Linked DNA regions of Mus musculus: region 1 is linked to region 2. Evidence: chromatin contacts called from ENCODE Hi-C or POLR2A ChIA-PET data. All regions are on one chromosome and are shown on one strand. The core of a region is the stretch at or near the end of the contact, and the rest is flanking DNA. Distances in the headings are between cores, read along the strand shown. Region 1 overlaps St3gal2 (ST3 beta-galactoside alpha-2,3-sialyltransferase 2). Region 2 holds the start of Aars (alanyl-tRNA synthetase).

Region 1 (4,728 bases), core at 1,180-3,679, 64 kb after region 2:
CTACAGAGCATAGGTACAAGACAGCTGCTCTCTCAGAAAATCAACACTAGTTTAGTGTACCTCCTCAGCCTCGCTAAGACTGCAGGGATGAATCACAGCAGCTGGGGTGGGGGAAGGTAATCCATCTGTACTGTGATGATGCACACCTGTAGTCCCGACACTTGGGAGGCAGAGGCAGGAGGATTTCTGAGTTCCAGACCAGCCTGGGCTACACAGAGAAACCTTGTCTTGAAAAGACAAGAAGTACTACTTACTACCTGTGGGTTTGGTTTTTTTTTTTTTTTAATTTAGTTCTAAGATCCATACGACCTATTTTAGTGAGTAGTTTAAGGTGCAGACCCAACATTCCCCCCTGTTTTCCAGTTACCCTACTGAAGTTTAAGCATTTATCCTTAGTGACAGGCAAAACTCAGAGAGGCACTATCTGCCCTCCGCAGCTCTCCCAGAGAACTCTTCCTTTGCATAGCACTTTGTACTGGCAACAAGCTGTGGGCCACACAGCACGATTGGGCTAAGCAGAAAAATGTCAGAACTCGTGAGAGAACTCACTAGAGATTTTTTGCTCCTTTTTTTCCCCCTTAAGAAAGGTCTCATGTAGCCCAGGTTAGTTTGAAAGTTACCATGTAGCTGAGGCTAGCCTTTAACTTCTTTTCCTGCCCCTCAGCCTCTCAACTGCTAGGATTAAGGGCACATGCCACCATGCCTGACATAATAAGTTGATTTTTTTTTTTAAACCATAATACTCAGAGTCCTTAGGGGGGACTTCAGTGAACAGAGCCCATGAACTAGACTCCTCAGCCGTAAGAGGGTATCAGAGTTGTGTTGTTCTCCCAAACACCCTTACCTCCTTAGACACCTAGGATGGTGCAGTTCAGAACAGATGAGTGACTCTATGGGCTTTGTTCTTTTTAATTCAGGGAAAGAAACGGAAGGGAAAGTTGAATGTTTAAATAACTCTAGAAGAAAAAGATGTAGATTCTGGGACCTACCTTTTCTAGAATGGGGATTCATGATTTAAACAAAACAAAGGGAAGAAAAATAAATTACTCTTCTCAATACTGTTTGGCATAATTGCATTGCTTTCCCGTTTCTCATCACAGCAGCTTGAGAGCAGAGATGAGACAGGCAAAAACTGGAACGGTGACTATGTGCGATGGTTCGAGCCCTGAGAGGTTCTGCTATACGCCCCTCCCTTTTTTTTTTTCCTCCACCCGTGCTTTTGAAACTGGGAAGGAACAGACTCGAGCAAAGTTCTCCATGTATTAGTTTTTAGGGTTGTTGCCTCATCCCAAACCTCTTAACACTCTCCCTTATGTGTGACTGTCCCCCAACCAGGCTGCTTGGTAATGTGAACTCATTAAGAATGGGAAATATTTATGTGGACGCTGCAGCAGGGACGTGTTTTCTGCGGCCTGAGACATTCACTGAAGCCCTTTCTCCCAGTGAACCTCAACTGTGACCAAGTCATGCAAGTAGCTTCCAGTTGTAACCCCTGATTCTTGACTGAGCGGCCCTTCTGGAGCTGGAGAGTAGGTTAGAACAGGCGAGTAAGCAGGGTAAAGGTGCGGACAGGAGGAGGCATGCAGGGCAGCCACCAATCCGCTCCTCCCCAGCAAAGCTCCGAGCCATCTGCGCGAGGCCCCGCAAACAATTGTCAAGCAATCTTGGTTGGATCGCCATCCCTGGCAGCTTGAGGGTAACTAAAGCATGAGTCCAAAGCAAATCCTACCCCCAAGCAAGAGGCTGCCTGCTCCTCTTTGGGGTGACAATGAAAGAAAACGGTACATGCTCAGGGATCTCCTTTCCAGCCAACTGTCCAACCGTGTTGCTCTCTCGCGCCTTAGGGCTAAAGACACGGGTCACGTGTGGGAGAGCAAAAGCAGCCGAGTCAGGGTGGTCTCACTTTGTCTCCGAATCAACAGGTGAGCTGGAGAGGAGGCCCAGGACCTAAGGACAGACGCTGAGAAGGTGGTAGGAGACAGGAGTGAGGGCACATGTGAGAGAAGCACCTTGCATGTGACCCGGTGAAGCTTCCTACCCGTTCCTGACACTAGTGAGGCCCTAGGGAGATCAACCCAACAGGGGGTGAATTCAACCCCCTACTACCTGGTGCGCCACGGAAAGCCCTGGAGAGTGTCTCACCGGAACCACATTTCTTTGGATGGCTTCACTCACCCACCCGGCCTAAGCTGGAAATGAGCAGTTCAAGGCGCTCCTGCCCAGCCCCAGACCCGCCTCTTAAAAAGCATCAAAATTCTTATCCAAAGCAGGTTTAGGGGAGGGGGTCGAGGCCCGCCGCCTCCCAAGGCCATGATTGGTGGAGACGGCGGCGCCGGAAATTCTCCTTGAGTTGCGTGATTGGCTAAGAAAGAAGCTCCTCCCAACTGCAGCACTGATTGGTTGCTGGGGACGGCGCAGTCTGATTGGTGGGCTGCAACCGGCGCTTGCCGGACCCAGAAGTGACTGGTTCTGAAGGCGCTCAGGGCCGCTCAGTTCCCTCGGTAGACCTCGATCTTGCTGGCCTTGGCCAGCATGTCGATGATGTGGGCTTCGAAGTCGGCGTCATGCACGCCTGTCTTCCGGAACTCGCCCGCGTACCGGTTGTTCTCCCAGTAGTGGTGCCAGTTGCCTCGACTGTCGGCCCCGAACCCATACACGTTCACCTGTGAGGAGGGTGGCACAGGGGTCACTGGGAGTCGGGGGCGTGGTTGGGGACACCCAGGCCTGACATAAGGGCACTGACTCAGAGGGGACTTCTGTCTCTTTCTCATTTGTGTTTCGCTTTTTCACGACTGGGTCTTATGTAGCCCAGGTTGGCCTCAAACGCTGCTCCTGTCTCAAACTCTCCGTATCTGATTACAGGTGCCACCATGACCCTGCTAAAAATGTGCCTTTTAAATGAAGTAGTTTTGTTAGTAAATCTTAAAAGGTAATGACGATGGGAAATGCAAAAATATTGTTTATAGGAATAACAGATATGAAAAAACATGGTTTCTGTTTACAAAAACTACTTCCCGGGAACCACAGCTAAGATGGGGAAAGGGCTGTTTCCTCTGTTTATGGTTCTCCTAATTCTGCTCTAGACAACACCGACTGCCTACCTCATCACACACATGTAGTGCAAAGAAGAGCACCAGCATTCCTGTGGAAGGGTAGCGCCCGTGGTGCTCGGTCCACCTGTCGTGAATGTACTTGAAGAAGGCTGGGTTGTAAATCTGGACCTGCAAGGAGAGAAAGGTACATGAAGGGCTTGGAGGTCTGGAGATTTGGGCCAGGCTCTGAACAGCTTCTAGCAGTTCCTCGGGAATGCAGCACATGGGTATTCCTAGGTTCTTGTGTTCATTGTAGGGGTCAGGCATACCAGCAGATGCAGATCCCACACCTGCCCCCTCCCCCTGCACCCCCAGGACAGGATTTCTCTTGGGTAGCTCTGGCCATCCTAAAACTCACTCACTCTCTTGGCATCGCTTGAATAAGCCAGCATAATTTCCATGGTGGTGAGAGTCAAAAGACAGGGGGTAGAGAACTTACCTTCTCTTTGTCCACTCGAAGGAAGGACTTCACTGGGGCATAGGTGCTGCAAGAAAACAGGAAAAAAAACCTTTCAGATGGCAACACATTTGCTCCTGATGACCAAATAGTGACACCCTCACAATTTCTAGACTGACCTATTCCCGTTGCATGTTCGCCACTGCAGGGCCATGATAAAAACCTTCAGTGGCTTTCGGGATAAAATTGGGATCCTCTAGTCAAGCCTAGGAACTTGCAGTTTCACCCTTTCTCCCCTAAGCTCTCTGTTGGGAAACTCAGCATTTGGAATAGCTGATCTCAAACTCGCCGTGTGTGTGTGTGTGTGTGTGTGTGTGTGTGTGTGTGTGTGTGTGCCTACTTTTTATGTCAACCTGACGCAAGCTAGCGGCATCTGAGAGGGGAGAACCTCAATTAAGAAGATGCCTCCATAAGATCTAGCTGTGAGGCATTTTCTTAATTAGTGACTGATAGGAGGGTCCAGTCCATTGTAGGTGGAGCCACCCCTAGGCCGGTGGCTCTGGCTTCTATAAGAAAGTAGACTGAGCAAGGCATAAGGAGTAAGCCATTGCTAAACCACTTTTGGCCTTCTTACTACTTTAAAAAAAATTTTTTTTTACTTTAATCCCAGCACTTGGGAGGCAGAGGCAGGTGGATCTCTGAGTTCAAGGCCAGCCTGGTCTACAAAGTGAGTTCCAGGACAGCCAGGGCTATACAGAGAAACCCTGTCTCGAAGAAAAAAAAACAAAAACAAAACAAATCAAATAAAGCTGGGGAGATGGTTCAGTGGTTACCAGCATTTGCTGCTCTTGCAGAGGAATCAGATTTAGTTCTCAGCACCCACATGGAAGCTCACAAACACCTGTATAACCCCAGTTCCTGAGAATCCGATGTCCTCTTCCAACCTCCTTGGGCTCTTGCACACATACAGTGCACATATATACACTCAGTCACATTCACATAAATGCTTTTTTTTTTAAATGTAAGCCAACAAAACCTGACAAACTTTTGGTAAACCAGGCCTTGTGACACAGACCTGTGATCCCAGTCAGTAGGGGAGCTGAGACATGAGGATCACAAGTTCAAGGCCTGCTTCAGCTGCAGAGAAAATTTAAGGCCAGTTTCAGCAGCTTATCAAGAGCTTGTCTCAGAAATAAAACAAACAAACAGCAATAAATAGAAAAGGCAACCAGGGATGGA
Region 2 (5,292 bases), core at 2,682-5,181:
CAGCATGTTTTTTTTTTAATTTCCCCTTCTTGTCTCCATTCTCCTCTAGGCCACTGCTGCAGATGTACAGTTATCCTGGGGCTCTCTTTGAAATGCTTAAAACAACAACAACAAAAAAAAAGTTGCCCTTGAACTCAAAAAAAAACCAAAACAAACAAAACAAACAGAAAAAAAAAAAAAAACTTAAAAAAATTTTTTTTTGAGACTTGGTCTTACTATGTAGCCTAGTTTGGCCTTAAATTCTCTTAAAGTTTTCTTCCCTTCCTTTTTCCTTTCCTTTCCTTTCTTTTTCCCTTCCTTCCCTCCCTCCCTCTTTCCTTCCTTCCTTCGTGACCCTGGCTGTCCTGGAACTCCCTATGACCTTTTTAGTGGAGAGCCACCTGCCTCTGCCTCTTGATTGCTAAGATTAAACCTTTCACCACTATACCAGGGCTATCACTGGGCCTATCAAATTCTTGATCTCAAAGACCATAAAAGAAAAGAGTCTTTCCAAGACTCATTTAAAAATGAACTCCTTGGCCGAATGTGGGAGCCATGTTCCCAGCCCCTCTGGCTTCTAACCATCACACAGAAACTCGGGCTCACCACGGAAAGTCACTCGAGTTTACCTGCTACTTTATACAGCCCAGGCTGTGCTTTCCGGCAGCTCTGCTGCCCTCAGCCAGCCAGGCAGGCAGAGAGGAGGAAGACGACCCTTACCTGGTTCATGCCAGCGTTGGCGAAGAGCAGAGTGGGGTCATCCAGAGGGATGGTGGCGGAAGAGTGGACATAGGTGTGCTCATTTCGTCTGAAGAAATTTATAAACCGCTCTCGGATCTCTCGTGCTGTTAAAGTGGCATCCATTTCGGAAAGTCTCCTCGGGAACTAAAAGGAAGAAGGAATGACGACGGCAAGTTAGGGAAATAAAAGTAAAAGTGGGGATTACACAAGACTCGTGTCGTCTCAAGCCAAGTCAAATAGGTTAGCTGTTTCTTTGATCCTAAAACTTTCCTGTTGCAATGTCCCAGGTTACAGTCACCCTCACTGGGAAATCTTTGCTGCCTCAGCAGACTGGCCCCGGCTGTCTTCCCCCTGTTGACCCGTCAAGCAAAGCAAGGCTCTTCTTCATGGTTTCATTCATTAACCAAATACGCACTGAGTACCTACGGCTAGGAATCGGCAAGGGTCACCTCAACAAAAGGGGAGTCTGTACCCACTGGCCTCTGAGGAGCTTCCAAGCTCTTTGTTAACCTACAGGCTGAGGCTTGTCCAAAGTTCCATATCCCCAAAGGCACAGGTGCCAGGTTTGGGCTGACACTTGTGTCAGTGGCTATGAACCCAGGGATAAGCCCATCTGTGCCATGGACCACCCTAAAGTATCAAGAATGCATCAACCTCTACGTAGCCTAAACCTTCAGAGCCCTAGCTGGGAAAGAGCCGGGTTCTAGCCATGATATTACGAAGAACTGGGGCTATCTGTATACAGCATCATTTCGAAATGAGTATGCTATTGGAAGAACGAGTCCGGGGACTCAGAAGAGGCAGAGGTTGAGAAAAGACAACTTTATAGCGTCAAAACGTTTTTATGTGCACCCTCAGGTCCCTGAAAGGCAGGGAGTGTGTAAGGTGGGGATGACAGGTTTTGGTTGGAGTGCACCAATCGGCGTCTAGTGCTGTAGTGCTCTGCAGTGCTGGGTGTCCTGACAAATGAGAACTGTCTCATTTTTGACATCATCTAAACATCTCTAGAATTCTAGAGCCAGCTCTAAACTTAACTGCACCACTTTAGCTTGAGTTTAGTGTCTGTGTGGAACAGGACCTTGTGAGCATCAAAAAAAAGTTATTGAACTGGACACTATTTTACGCCCATTAGCACAGAGTTTTTAAACACACCCGCAAAGCACATGACATCCTGACTCAGCCAACCACAACTCCAAATGATCTACTTACAACTTAGTCTATCACTCTGACAGAAGCCCCAAAGGGGCAAAAAGATGGTGACACAGGCTGAGTGTGTGTGGAGGGGTGGGGTGGGGGGTGGGGATGGACTTGCATTCCCACAGGATCTTGCTAGTCACCATAAGGAGTCAAGGTTTTCAGAAATCTTGTCACACCGCCTTCTCTTTTCAGCCCTCCTTAACAATGGCTACAGTTCGACTTTACCTTTAGAGTCATTGTTGCTGAAGAAAACAACCTGCTTCTCTCCACAGACAAGCTGAGGGAACATTACTTTCTAGAGCACACTTGAACCTCCCACCTTTGCCTAAGTAATGAATGAGGACTGTGTGCTAAGAGCCAGTGGAGAACCAGTGCCCCCATAGGGTGGCCACTACATACAGACTACACCAGAGTTGTATACTGGGATCTAACATGTCCATTACCCTATGAAGACTGAAGGCTGTTGAAAGCTGTGTCCCCACTCTGACCATCCCAGAGCTCGGGAGGCTGAGGAAGGAAAATGGAGGGTTGGAGGTTTCCAGGTCAGAGACCCAGCCCCCAATAAATAAATAAATAAATGAATAAATAAATAAAGTTTCCAACATTAAAACTTGTTCTTTCCTCAATATACATAACACGTCTGTAGCAGAGGCAGGTCCGAAAACAGTACATCCCAGCAGGGGCTTAAAAGGCCTTCAGAACTTTTATTTATTTGTTTGTATTTGCAAGCTTGGGGCCAGACCCAGGGCCTTGAATTACAAGGTGACTTCAGCCACAGGACCTTGTAACATATTTCCATTTACAAGCTAGCCGTTCTGCCTGGCCTCTCCTTTCCCTTCTTCCTAATGAGGTCGTTTTGATCAATCACAAAGAAACATACTTAAGCAAACCTTTCCTTTCTTCACCAGGTCTCTCCTCTTTATACTGTCTCCTAGCCTCAAATGATTTATTTGGTGTGACTATTTAATGCTCACCTCCCAATCACAGTCTATGTTACATCTCAGTAGGAATCCTGGCTGGCTTCACTTCACCGTTACAGTGTATTTTCAGTATCTAGTAAAGTGGTCGTCACCCATGCTCATGATTAATTATACTAATCTGTAAATAGCATGCTCTGCACTAACATACTCCAAAGCACACCAGGAAACTTAGACTGTTTGAAAAAATTGCTGAATATATTTGTTCGGGTGAACCTGAAGGTATCAACTATTCTGTTTTTAAGAATCGAATCGGGCCGAGGGTCGTAGCACACGCCTTTGGTCCCACCACTCTTGAAGATCTCTGTGAGTCGAGACCAGCCTGGTCTACATAGTGAAACCCTGTCTCAAAACAGCAACAGAAAGAAGCGAGTCTGGAGTGCTGGCTCACGCCTGTAATTCCAGCACTTGAAATGCTGAGGCAGGAGAACTGCCGCGAGTTCAAGGCCAGCCCGGGTTACAGAGTTGAGTTCAGGCCAGTCTGGGGTAAGGTGTGAGAACCTAATAAAGAATGAATGAAGATGCCTCTTAGAGAGACTCCATTTATCTTAGTCACCCTGCTCTTCAGGCCTGGTTCCCTAACCCCCTAAGAGATTAAAATTAGAGGAGACAAACCCTTAGCTCTGGGTGGCGACTGAAGAGCAACCGCGATCTTCCCAAGGTCTTGGTCCTCTGCAAGTCCACCAGAAACCACACCACTCTCAGTGCTCCGAGGGAATAGCAAAAGCTACTCTCGAGATCCGGCTCCTGCGGAGACCGGGTCCTGACCCAGGCCAGGGGCGGGACCGCCCGGCAGCCCGCTGCAGCTGCCCCTCCCCCTCCAAGCGCCGGCTCTTCTCGTAGAGCTCTCGGGGCTCACTTGCTTTTTTTCCCGAGGGTCCGGGTCCCCAGGTCCTTCCTTGCCCGGAGCCCACCGCCACTCGCCGGCAGTTACCTGCTCCCTCAGATGCGCACAAGAAGCTATACTCACCCGCCACAACCGGTGCCAGAGCCGTACCTCACCATCCAATCAGAGCGCTCTGATGAAAAGTGACCCGCTACGCCTTGTCATCCTCTGATATGATTGGTCCACTGGCATGCCAATCATTCGGAGCGCGAATGAGCTAACAAGCCGGTTTCTGGGAAGGCTCCTGGGCTCGGCTGATGCAATGCTCAAGAAAGCTAGGACATGGAGTGTCACGTGACAGGGTTGACTATTGGCTTCAGGAGGCAGACATTTTGGGTTCTATTGGCAAAGCCCTAATAGTTGACAGTTAACAAGAGGAATGAAAACATGAATTTGGTGGCGATCACAGATTTTGGCATAGAACTGTTTAACTGCAAAGTGATACACGTACCTCAAAGGTTCGTTTTTCGGCCTTTTGAAACGGAGCAAGGTGGTCTTGAAATCAGGGGATTTGCCAGTCTTGCAGGTGTGCACCAATCAAATGTTCTTATTGTTATCGCGTATAGATCGGCATGCCTTCTTTAACGGTACCCTGGACTGAAATAAGTGCTTCAACCACGCCGAAGCGCTTTGGCACTGACTGATACGTCCGGTTCTCTCTTTGAGACAGGGTCTGGATAAATTGTCCAGGTTGGCCTTGAATTTTTCACTCTTGTCTTAGCCTCCGGAGTAGGAGGCAGTACAGTCCTGTGACATTAGGCATAGCTTTATATTTGTCCTTCAGGTCCCAATAAGAAGAAATTCGGGTCTTGATTTTGAAGAGGAAGAAATGACGTAACCCAAGTTAAAGGACATCTGTCCCTCTGTTTGCTTTAGAAAACAAGTCAACATTCTTAGGAAACGCCTACAACGGTGACGCACATCCATAGTCCCAGCACTTGAGAGCCAAGAGGATCAGAGCTTAAGGCTACCCTTGGGCCTTGGGCACAGTCTCAAAATAACACACACAAAACCTAAAATCTATAGGTAAGGCATCACACTAAAAAGTTCACACACCGTTTAATTTTTAAACTGTATTATCAGGTCTGCTAGTACCACTTTTTCACAGATGAGGAAACCCCAAATTACACGAAAACTTTTTCATGATGTACAGCTTTACAGAACAAAGAGAGTCATAAGTCAAGGTAATTTTAAAATATAGTGATGGTTATATCTGAAAGGCGACTATAGCAAGATGGAAAGCTTTTCTATAGACCCAAGATGTTATCTGATGGCATCTTTAGCTTTTTGGATGGTGGAAGCCAGTGGTCTGGTAAGTTAATAGATTCCAAATGGTTTCTATCTGTTAGTACAAGACTTTATTAGTTCAAACACAGAAATGGACAAAGAATGGTTGTTTTCAGAAGGCCAGAACTAGTCCAAGACAAATTCAATTAGCCTGTGAGCTTACGACATTCCTGTCTTCACAGTACTGACCTCAGATCTAATCAGTCAATTAGTATCCACAGACAT

What was found. Hi-C counts contacts between places; a loop is a spot of excess contacts on that map. ChIA-PET counts read pairs that join two places held with the same protein, here RNA polymerase II (POLR2A).
Region 1: POLR2A ChIA-PET joins it to region 2 with 49 read pairs in embryonic stem cell. The contact joins the enhancer-like site here to the promoter of Aars in region 2. A Hi-C loop is called at or near these places in 4 of 37 maps with a recorded cell type or tissue (T-helper 17 cell, left cerebral cortex, mouse embryonic stem cell and 1 more). POLR2A ChIA-PET finds 5 or more read pairs at or near these places in 3 of 5 experiments (all embryonic stem cell).

What each region holds. Positions count from the first base shown.
Region 1 is chr8:110,968,037-110,972,764 of GRCm38, reverse strand. It overlaps St3gal2 (ST3 beta-galactoside alpha-2,3-sialyltransferase 2), which reads right to left. Exons shown (of 7, transcript NM_009179.3): 5 at 3,532-3,577; 6 at 3,102-3,221; 7 at 268-2,663. The coding sequence ends at 2,490. Among named protein-coding and RNA genes, the nearest start is that of Gm51551, 19 kb to the left of the region's middle. Within about 2 kb of position 2,429, at least 1 of the 3 ENCODE cell types and tissues checked has a DNase peak (open chromatin) inside an H3K27ac peak, as active enhancers do.
Region 2 is chr8:111,032,481-111,037,772 of GRCm38, reverse strand. It overlaps Aars (alanyl-tRNA synthetase), which reads right to left and starts at 3,931. Exons shown (of 21, transcript NM_146217.4): 1 at 3,510-3,931; 2 at 700-864. The coding sequence starts at 843.